2 separate regions of the Homo sapiens genome follow, and region 2 is linked to region 1. Evidence: read pairs that join two places in POLR2A ChIA-PET (ENCODE). Cell type or tissue: Panc1. All regions are shown on one strand. Links, peaks and the distances in the headings refer to the core of each region. The heading gives the core; the rest is flanking DNA.

Region 1 (5,382 bases), core at 134-5,133:
TGATTGCCCAGGCTGGAGTGCAGTTGTGCAATTTCAGCACACTGCAGCCCTGACCTCCCCAGGCTCAGGTGATTCTTCCACCTCAGCCTCTCAAATAGCTGGGGGTACTACAGGCAAAGACAGGGTTTTGCCATGTTGCCCAGGCTGGTCTTGAACTCCTGGACTCAAGCAATTCACCCACCTCGGCCTCCCAAAGTGCTGGGATTATAAACGTGAGCCACTGTGTCGGACCATCTTTCTGGAAATACTACTGATAAACCTTAAATCTGTAGCTGAATGGAATTCCTAGAAGAACAACATGTTACTAGCTTTAAGATTTATGTCCGCAGTATCTGCCACTGGGCTACAGTAGTATTTACTAACTGCAGAGAAGCGGGCTGCCTCTGGAGTAACAGCCTCCACAAGCACTGACTAAGAAACCACTCCCTTCCCACTGAAGCAACACTGTTTCGAATCTGGTTCTACCAGGCCTATTCGTTTCCTTCTGTTTAAGATAATTTTCAATAGAGTAAAATGAATCATGAGGGATGGAAAAGTCTGTTAGGTTATCTAGACCATTCCCCTCAGGACCCTAGAACATGGAAAACTTTTATAGAGCTATTAATAAACTAATGGTTATGAATATCTTAGAGTCTAATCGTTCTTTTAGACTGGGTGCCTCTCAAACATTCATAGTTAGATTCTGAGTACTTCAATTTCTCAATTCAGTTGTGAATGTCCTAGCCTCATGAAAAAGATGAATGAAAAAAAAAATCAATGAAGAAACTGGCCAATAAAATGCAGGAAGCTTCAATTTTCAAAATTCCAGCTGGCCCCACGAGTACACTGTTAGTAAGCCCTGAATTTAAAACCCAAGAAATCACATGGAAATTTTAAAAACTTAACGTTATCCATTACATACAAAACTAATCAGGTCCAAAAAGCAAAATTCACAGTTTCTAGGCGTTTCATTTTCCTTCACTGGACAAGGCACTAACACAGGGCAAAATGGCTGCCATCCCGCTGGTTAAAGCAGGAATACTCAAGGCTCAGATTTAACTTGCAAACCCCAGAGCTCCTAGAAAATCAAAAAGTGCCAATAACACAGAAGAGAGGGTTAAGAAAATTTCCAAATTTCATACAACTAGGTACCTTGATTGTTAAATTTGGAATAGGACTTTTCCTTAGTTATATAAGGAACTTAAATCTCTATCTAAAAAAGAAAAAAACAAAAAATTTAACAGAATGAAACATAATTTTGTGCACACAGACTTAAGCTATCTATTTATAAGTGGCCATGATAAAATGAAGTTAAACAGGCTACCAATGTCATATTAAACAAAAAATGCAGAAATCATGAACAACCACATGGCTTTTTTTTTTTTTTTTTTTTTTTTAAGATGGAGTCTTGCTCTTTCACCAGGCTGGAGTGCAGTGGCACTATCTCAGCTCACTGCAACCTCTGCCTCCCAGGTTCAAGTGATTTTCCTGCCTCAGCCTCCCAAGTAGCTGGGACTATAGGCACACGCCACCACACCTGGCTAATTTTTATTATTATTTTTTTTGAGACAAGAGTCTTGCTCTGTCACCCAGCTGGAGTGCAGTGGCGCGGTCTCAGCTCACTGCAAGCTCCACCTCCCAGGTTCACGCCATTCTCCTGCCTCAGCCTCCCGTGTAGCTGGGACTACAGGCACCCGCCACCATGCCGGGCTTATTTTTCGTATTTTTAGTAGAGACAGGGTTTCACCGTGTTAGTCAGGATGGTCTCAATCTCTAATTTTTGTATTTTTAGTAGAGACGGGGTTTCACCATATTGGCCAGGATGGTCTTGATCTCTTGACCTTGTGATCCACCCACCTCGGCCTCCCAAAGTGCTGGGATTACAGGCATGAGCCACCGCGCCCAGCCCTTTTTTTTTTTTTTTAAACCAGCCCCCACTTTCGTCCCTGACTCTTGCTCAATAGAAGAATTCCAATTTGTAGTCCAAAACCGAAGCAGCTGTACTCAAAGTTTCACTACTCCGGAATAGTTTCCTCACTTAGTTTCAAAGGTCACATAGGTGGCTAATTACATAAAATTTAAACTTTAACTCGGGGTTATGAATAAGCTGTAACCTGTGTGAAGGAAACCTGAACACACATTACTGCAACACTAGAAAACTGCACATTTTCTGAACAAATCCTGTCACTTCTTAAAGAATTTAAGAACTGTACCTTGTGATGTGCAGAAAAACACCTCTTAGTATCTTACACTTTAAAAGTGCAGGCCAAGGCCAGGAGCAGTGGCTCATGCCTGTAATCCCAGAACTTTGGGAGGCCAAGGCGGGGAATTACCTGAGGTCAGGAGTTCAAGACCAGCCTGGCCAACATGCCGAAACCCCATCTCTACTAAAAATATAAAAATTAGCCAGTCGCAATGGCAGGTACCTGTAGTCCCAGCTACTTGGGAGGCTGAGGCAGGAGAATCCCTTGAACCCGGGAGGCAGAGGTTGCAGTGAGCCGAGACCGTGCCATTGCACTCCAGCCTGGGCAACAGAGCAAGACTCAGTCTCAAAAAACAAAAAAATTAATTAAAAAATAAATAAATAAAATAAAAATGTATGCCAATACCATGCATTCTGTAGCTTAATTGAATGTCAGACTGCAGTTACTCTGTATTTTGTGTGTCTGTGTATATATACACATATACACAACATACATGAGTATGCATACAAATACAAACATTTTTAAAGGACATCGTTGTTAAAAGTTAAAGTAGCTAGCTGGATCCTTATCTCCCTTTTCCTGCTCTCCATTAATTTTTAGTTTTTTCTTAAGATCATTTTATTTGAAAAATATCAGAAAAGCATACACAAAAAAAGTATCACTCATAATTATCACTTTTTTTGGAAGTATACCTAATAAGAAGTAAAAGTTCCTTACTCTAACCCCTCTAAACCCAATTCTAGATGAAATTGCCACTAAAATCAATGCGTTTTTCCTATGTATAAAAATATATACACATTTTATTTATTTTTATTCTTTAAAAGGCAGGGTCTTGCTCTGTTTGCCCAGGCTGGAGTGCAGGAGTGCTGTCCTAGCCCACAGCAGCCTTGGACTACTAGGCTCAAACAATCCTCCCATTGCAGCCTCCCAAGTAGCTAGAACTACAGGCATGCACAACCATCCCTGGCTAATTTTTGTATTTTTTGTAAAGATGGGGTCTCACTACATTGCCCAAGTTGGTCTCGAACTCCTGTCCTCAAGCAATCCTCCTGCCTCAGCCTTCCAAAGTGCTAAGATTACAGGCATGAGCCACTATACCCAGCTCACACCCTTTTTAAAAAAAGAAATGAAATCATGCTATACATAGTGTCACAGCCTATTTTCACTTAATATATTACAGATATTTTTTAGCTCAGTACATTTATAGCTCTAGCTCTTTTAGTAGACTTATTTTTTTTAGCAGTTTTAGGTTCACAGCAAAATTGAACAGAAGGTACAGAGATTTCTCTCATACACTCTGCCCCCACACACTCTAGCTCACTTTTTTAACGGAAGAATAGTAAGAATAAATCATAATTTCACTATTTTTCTATTGACAAGTGTTTAAGTTGTTTCCATCTTTTGTTCTTACAAATAATACTTCGATTAATATCTCTCTACATATGTTTTTACCATTCATCCTATTGAGGGACAGATTCCTAGACATATAATGTTGGGTGCCAGGTTACACAAAATTAACCCTGCTTTGAGTTACTGTTAAATTAGCTTCTAAAAAAAGATGGTATCAATGAATATTTCCACTAAGTATTTTTAAATTACTCTAGTGTTGTACAGTCATCATTCAATTACTTCCCAGAAATATTTCACTGTTTTAAGCCAAACTTTAATTTGTATTACCAACTGAATCAATAATCAATCATCAAAGTTAAACATACAAGTTTATTGCCTCTATATAAAGGGCCCCTGTCCAGTAGAAAACGAAATTCATTGTTTAGAAAGTGATGTTTTCACTGAAGCCAAGGAAAGAAAGGATTTCACCAAAGTTGGTGGTTAATAGTACCACGAAGGTCAAAAAAGAAGGGAGTAAAAATAAGGAGGTAAGGTGAACCGAACCTCCGAGTAAGCAGTTTCAGAAAAGTAGTAAATACAGCCAAATAGAGTGGTATATTTTTTAATTGTTTTGTATTATAGGTAATGTGTTTCTAAATTATTTATACATAAAACCAGTTATAACTTGACAAGAGATGTCTCATTTATTTTTCTTTCTTTACTGCCTCCTACATTGGCCCTGAAAAGTGAAACATGGGGCTGTGATAAGTTCATAATACGTTTTAAAAATATTCCTATTTAAGAACAGCCCACTCCCTCCTCGTCCCTCCTCTCCCATACAAAAAAAAGGGACAGAACTAACATTTACTGGGCACCTATTATCTATCTGCAAGGCAATCAGGAAATACTTTGCATGCATTAATGTATTTAATCCTAGCAAGAATGTGACCTCCTATTTTCCAGATAAGGACATTGAGAGGCCCAGAGAACAAAATAACTTGCCCAAAAATAAGTGCTAGAAAATCTACATTGGTCTGGTTCTTCACTCTGCTTCACTTACAGAAGGTAAATATGTGGAACATATGTCACCCCTGCAACAATTACTATTCAGTGACAGGACTTCTGAATCACTGATCTCAGGCATGGCCTCAGAATTCTTCACAACTCATGTAACAAACATTTACATGTACCCCCTGAACCTAAAATAAAAGTTGAAATTTTTTTAAAAAAGAATTTTTCACAACACGGAACTCCCACCAACAGGGGAGGAATAAGCATCTAAAACTATATGCTGTACCTGAAGTAAACCATGCCGCCTCTCACTTGATACTAGTTAACGATATTTCTGAACAGCAGGACCAACTTTTGCTATACTTATGCATATTTGCACATGTGTGCATATACAATAAGCTGTCTCCATCTTATGTGAAGAAGGAAGTACATCTGGTTGGCAGGGATTAGAATAAGATAATACAATCAGTGCAGAATGGAAACAAAGTTGACAGGCACTGCCACCTGCTATATTCAGTTGTACTCATTTCCACAGAAAGAACTGTAAAATGAAGAGAAGGAATTCTGCTTTTATTTCTACCATGCTATACACAAGTCCTCAATAAATCTTATTTTAGGCCGGGCACAGTGACTCACAGCTATAATCCCACACTTTGAGAGGCCGAGGCGGGTGGATCACTTGAGGTCAGGAGTTCAAGACCAGCTGGCCAACATGGTGAAACCCCGCCTCTACTAAAAATACAAAAAACTAGCTGGGCACGGTGGCACACGCCTGTAATCTCAGCTACTTGGGAGTCAGAGGCAGGAGAATCACTAGAACCCAGGAGGCAGAGGTTGCAGTGAGCCCAGATAGCGTTAT
Region 2 (5,382 bases), core at 79-5,078, 230 kb before region 1:
CCTTTTCATTTCATTGTATTCTTTGATACAGCAGCAAAACTCAGCAAGTTATAGTTTCTTAAAGGTTATTTGCCATGTACAGTCTGAACTTTGTGTATTGTTAACATTAAAATCCGTTAGTCTCATCTTGCACTTTAAATGGCTCTTACACTCATGCATGATTTTTTTTTTTTTTTTTTTGGAGATAGGGTCTCACTCTGTCACCCAGGCTGGAGTGCAGTGGCATGATTATAGCTCACTGCTGCCTTGAACTCCTGGGCTCAAACAATCCTCCTGCTTCAGCCAAGTAGCTGTTACTACAGGTGTTGTAGTGCCACCACACCCAGCTAATTTTTAAAATTTTTTGGCCGGGCACGGTGGCTCACGCCTGTAATCCCAGCATTTTGGGAGGCTGAGGTGGGTGGATCACCTGAGGTCAGGAGTTTGAGACCAGTCTGGCCAACAGGTGAAACCCCGTCTCTACCAAAAATACAAAAAATTAGCTGGGTGTGGTGGTGGGCGCCTGTAATCCCAGCTACTCGGGAGGCTGAAGCAGGAGAATCGTTTGAACCCGGGAGGCGGAGGTTGTAGTGACCCGAGATCGTACCACTGCACTCCAGCCTGAGCGACAGAGCGAAACCCTGCCTTGAAAAACAAAAACAAAAACAAAGAAAACAACTCTAAATACAGTTAGGCCTCTTTATTCATGGGTTCTGCATCCATGAGTTTCACATCTGTGGATTCAACCAACCACAGATTGAAAATATTCAGGAAAAAAAATTTCTCTATACTGAACATGTACCGACTGTTTTTCTTGTCATATAGTATAACTATTCACATAGCATTTACATAGTATTAGGTATTAAAAGTAATCTAGAAATGATTTAAAGTATACAGGAAAATATGTAGGTTATATATAAATACCATGCCGTTTTCTATCAGGGGCTTTAAGCATCACAGATCTTGGTATCTGTGGACGTCCTGGAACCAGTCTCCCACAGATACTGAGAGATGACTATATACTTCGTTTAAAAGAAAATAAAACTAAATGATCTTGACAAGATATTTAAAGTCCACCTTCTTTTCTTATATTTTAACATTTTATACAGTCTTTTTTGCTTGTTTTTCTATTTTATTTTTTATTTATTTATTTTTATGATATGGAGTCTCGTTCTATTGCCCAGGCTGGAGTGCAGTGGCATAGTCTGTGCTCACTGCAACCTCCACCTCCCAGGCTCAAGCGATTCTCCTGCCTCAGCCTCCCGAGCAGCTGGGATTACAGGCAACCGCCACTGCACCTGGCTAATTTTTGATTTTTATTAGAGACAGGGTTTCGCCATGTTGGTCAGGCTAGTCTTGAACTCTTGACCTCGTGATCCGCCCGCCCTGACTTCCCAAAGTGCTAGGATTACAGGCGTGAGCCACTGCGCCTGGCCTTTGCTTGTTTTGTTTTTTTTTTTTTTTAACATTAATGCCAGGTCTGGTGGCTCACACCTGTAATCCCAGCATTTTGGGAGGCCAAGGTGGGTGGGTTACCTGCGGTCAGGAGTTCGAGACCAGCCTGGCCAACATGGTAAAACCCCATCTCTACTAAAAATACAAAAAATAGCCAGGCGTGGTGGCAGATGCCTGTAGTCCCAGCTACTTGGGAGGCTGCGGTAGGAGAATTGTTTGAACCCAGGAGGTGGAGGTTGCAGTGAGCCGAGATCATGCCACTGCACTCCAGCCTGGGCAACTAGAGCAAAAATCTGCCTCGAAAAAAAAAACCCAAAAAACAAAAACCAAAATAAAACACATTAATAATCAGTCTGAAACGAGATTAATCTGCATATAAAATATTCCTAACAAGCTCAGTATTTTGGCCAGTCCCTCCCTTACCTGTTGAGCAATATGAGAAATGTGAGCTCCCTGAACTGCTGAACCAGGTTGAGGTGCTGTCTCTGACGTGGTACTCTTGTGGGAATCTTCCATAATCAACTATAAGGGGGAAAAAAGTCCGTTAAAATTAAATATGATACAGAATGTTTACAGTATACTATAGAATCATATAAAAATTGATCATTTAGTTGCCTCAATGGAAAAGAACTGGTAGCAATGGTATAGAGATAGAAAGGGGACTGTGCATTTTCTTTAAATTTTTTGAATTTTGGCCCACAAAAACATGTTTAAGTTTAATAAAAGGCACATATAAACATAAATTATGATGACTAAGTTTGCAAACGTTATCCCATTGAAGAATGATGACAGTCCTCCTGTCTATGGACACAAACATATCTGTCTCTAGTCTAGGGAAGTTTCTAAGTGTACATATAGTTTTTTATATAGAGAATTTACTGAGTAAAAGTTGAACAAATAAATAAAACTATACCTAAGGAGGTTCTAAATAAGTTCTAGAAAACTTAGATAATCAACTTCAGGATATGTAGGCTAGGTAAGAATGAGAATAAATGAGCTATGAGAGATCAAATACGGCAAATAGGGAGAGAACCACTAACAAGCTGGTAAAAGATTTAGACAGAATTTAATGTTTTTAAAGGTTACCTGGAAAGGCCAAAAAAAAAAAAAAGAGAGAGGGCTAGCCAGAAAGCTTATGAAAAGATGCTCAATATCACTATTAAGGAAATGCACTGAAAACTACAACGAAATATCACCTCATACATACCCATTAGAATGGGTAATATCAAGACACAGAAAATACTAAGTGTTGGCAAGGATGTGGAGAAACTGGAACCCTGGTACACTACTGTGCTGGTGGGAATGTAAAGTGGTACAGCTATTATGGAAAACGCTATGGCAGTTCCTCAAACAAAAATAGAGCAATTTCACTTGGTGGTGTATATATCCAGAAGAATTGAAAGCACGGTCTCAAGGAGAAGAATATTTGTACACCTATGTTCATGGCAGCATTATTATTCACAATAGCCAAAAGGTGGAAGCAACCCAAATATTCATCAGTGGATGAATTGATAAATAAAATAGTGACTGTACATACAATGGAATATTGTTCAGCCTTAGGAAGAAACTCCTGTCACATGCTACAGCATGGATGAACCTTGAGCATATTGTGCTAAGTCAAATAACCCAGTCATAAAAATACAAAAACTTTATGATTCCACTAACTTGACGTATCTAGAGTAGCAAAACTCCACAGAAACAGGAAGTAGAATGGTGGCTATCAGGGACTAAGGGAAGGAGCAAATGGAGAGCTGCTGTTTAATGGGCATGAAAAAGTTCTGGGCTGGGCATGGTGGCTCAAGGCCGTAATCCTAGCACTTTGGAAGGCCAATATGGGCGGACTGCCTGAGCTGAAGAGCTCAAGACCAGCCCTGGGCAACATGGTTTCTACTAAAATACAAAAAAAATTAGCCAGGGGTGGTGGCAAGCACCTGTAATCCCAGCTACTTGGGAGGCTAAGGCACGAGAATTGCTTGAACCCGGGAGGTGGAGGTTGCAGTGAGTGGATTGTGCCACTGCACTCCAGCCTGAGTGACAGAGGGAGATTGTCTCAAAAAAAAAAAAAGTTCTGGACATTGGTTGTACACACTGTGAATGTACTTAACACTATAGAACTGTATGTTTAAAAATGGTTAATATGGCCAGGCGCGGTGGCTCACGCCTGTAATCTCAGCACTTTGGGAGGCCGAGGTGGGTGGATCACGAGGTCAAGAGATCGAGACCATCCTGGCCAACATGGTGAAACCATGTCTCTACTAAAAATAAAAAATTAGCTCGGCACGGGGGCAGGTGCCTGCAGTCCCAGCTACTCAGGAGGCTGAGGCAGGAGAATCATTTGAACCCGGGAGGTGGAGGTTGCAGTGAGCTGAGATCGTACCACTGCACTCCAGCCTAGTGACAGAGTGAGACTCTGTCTCAAAAAAAAAAAAAAAAAAAAGGTTAATATGGCCAGGTGTGGTGGCTCACGCCCATGATCTCAACACATTGGGAGGCTGAGGCACAAGAATAACATGAGCCCAGGAGTTTGAGACCAGACCTGGCAACATAGTGAGAGCCCGTCTCTACAAAAAATAAAAAATTAGCTGGGCGTGGTAGTATGCCCCTGTAGTCTCAGCTACTCAGGAGGCTGAGGCGAGAGGATTGCTGCAGCCCAGGAGTCAAGGCTGCAGTAAACTGAGATCACACTACCGCACTTCAGCCTTGTCTCAAAAAAAAAAAAAAAAAAGATAGTAAATTCCACGGTACGTATATTTCTCCACAATTAGAGAGAGAGAGGGCAGCTAGGTAGCTGCCAGGCTTCATTGAATTAATAACTGTGGAGTTTAAGCCTACATATTTTCTTCTTCCTTTTTTCTAAGTCAGAAAACATTTTTTTTTTTTTGAGACAGGGTCTCACACTGTTGCCCAGGCTGGAGTGTAGTGGTGCAACCTCGGCTCACTGCAGCCTTGACCTCGCAGGCTCAACCCATCCTTCCACCTCAGCCTCCTGAGTAGCTGGGACTACAGGTGCATACCACCATGCCTTGTTAATTTGGGGGGGGTCTTTTCTGTACAGATGGGGTTTTGCCATGTTGCCCAGGCTGGTCTTGAATGCGTAGGCTCAAGTAATTACTGTCTGCCTCGGCCTCCCAAAGTGCTGGGATTACAGGTATAAGTAAACATGCCCAGCCCAAATTCATTTTTAACAAATGAATTGAAGCTCTTGTTTTTAGTCAATGGAGAAAAGCATGAAATCGCTTCAGACAGAAAGTAGTTTAAATTTTTTTTCCCCTCAAATACACCACTAGTCTTTTTCTTCTTACATGGAAAATACACAATAGAAAGAAAAAAGGATGACAGATATTAATCACATTATTGTCTAATTTCTTTTAGTCTTCTATTTCCACAACTTCTTAAAGTCATAACCATACTACATGTACTACTTTGTATCCTCATATTTTGTATCCTGTTTTCATTTATCATACATATTTTCTAGGTTTTAAATAGAAACATATTTAAAGGCTACATAGGCTGGGCAGTGTGGCTCATGCCTGTAATCCCAGCATTTTGGGAGGCCGAGGTGGGCAGATCATCTGAGGTCAGGAGTTCGAGATCAGTCTGGCCATCACAGTGAAACCCCATCTCTACTAAAATTACAAAAAATCAGCTGGGTATGGTGTCGCATGCCTGTAATCCCAGCTACTCAGCAGGAGAATCGCTTGAACCCGGGAGGCAGAGGTTGCAGTAAACTGGGATTGCCCACTGCCCTCCAGCCTGGGCAACAGAGCCAGACTCCATCTCAAAAATAAATAAATAAAGGCTTTATAATACAGCATCCAGGGAATGTGCATAAATTGTATTTTTTACTAAAACAATACTGTCATGAACATCTTTGGTGCATAAACCTTTCTCTGTAATTAAGATTTTTTTCTGTAAGTTCCAAAAAAGAGAATTACTTAATGTAAGGGA

The links. ChIA-PET counts read pairs that join two places held together with the same protein. Peaks named below come from ENCODE experiments on the same cell type or tissue, not always from the same donor. Only the 100,000 strongest peaks of a DNase experiment are listed, where the experiment ranks them.
Region 2: POLR2A ChIA-PET joins it to region 1 with 5 read pairs; 3 of 35 experiments call an interaction of 5 or more read pairs at or near these places.

What each region holds. Positions count from the first base shown.
Region 1 is chr12:50,545,692-50,551,073 of GRCh38, reverse strand. All of the region lies in intron 1 of DIP2B (disco interacting protein 2 homolog B), which reads right to left. Among named protein-coding and RNA genes, the nearest start is that of DIP2B, 43 kb to the right of the region's middle. RefSeq lists a silencer at 254-548. In Panc1, for the core only: no CTCF peak of the experiment used is centred there; no DNase peak of the experiment used is centred there; H3K27ac peaks cover 758 bases.
Region 2 is chr12:50,776,714-50,782,095 of GRCh38, reverse strand. It overlaps ATF1 (activating transcription factor 1), which reads right to left. Exons shown (of 7, transcript NM_005171.5): 2 at 1,858-1,956. The coding sequence starts at 1,950. Among named protein-coding and RNA genes, the nearest start is that of ATF1, 15 kb to the right of the region's middle. In Panc1, for the core only: no CTCF peak of the experiment used is centred there; no DNase peak of the experiment used is centred there.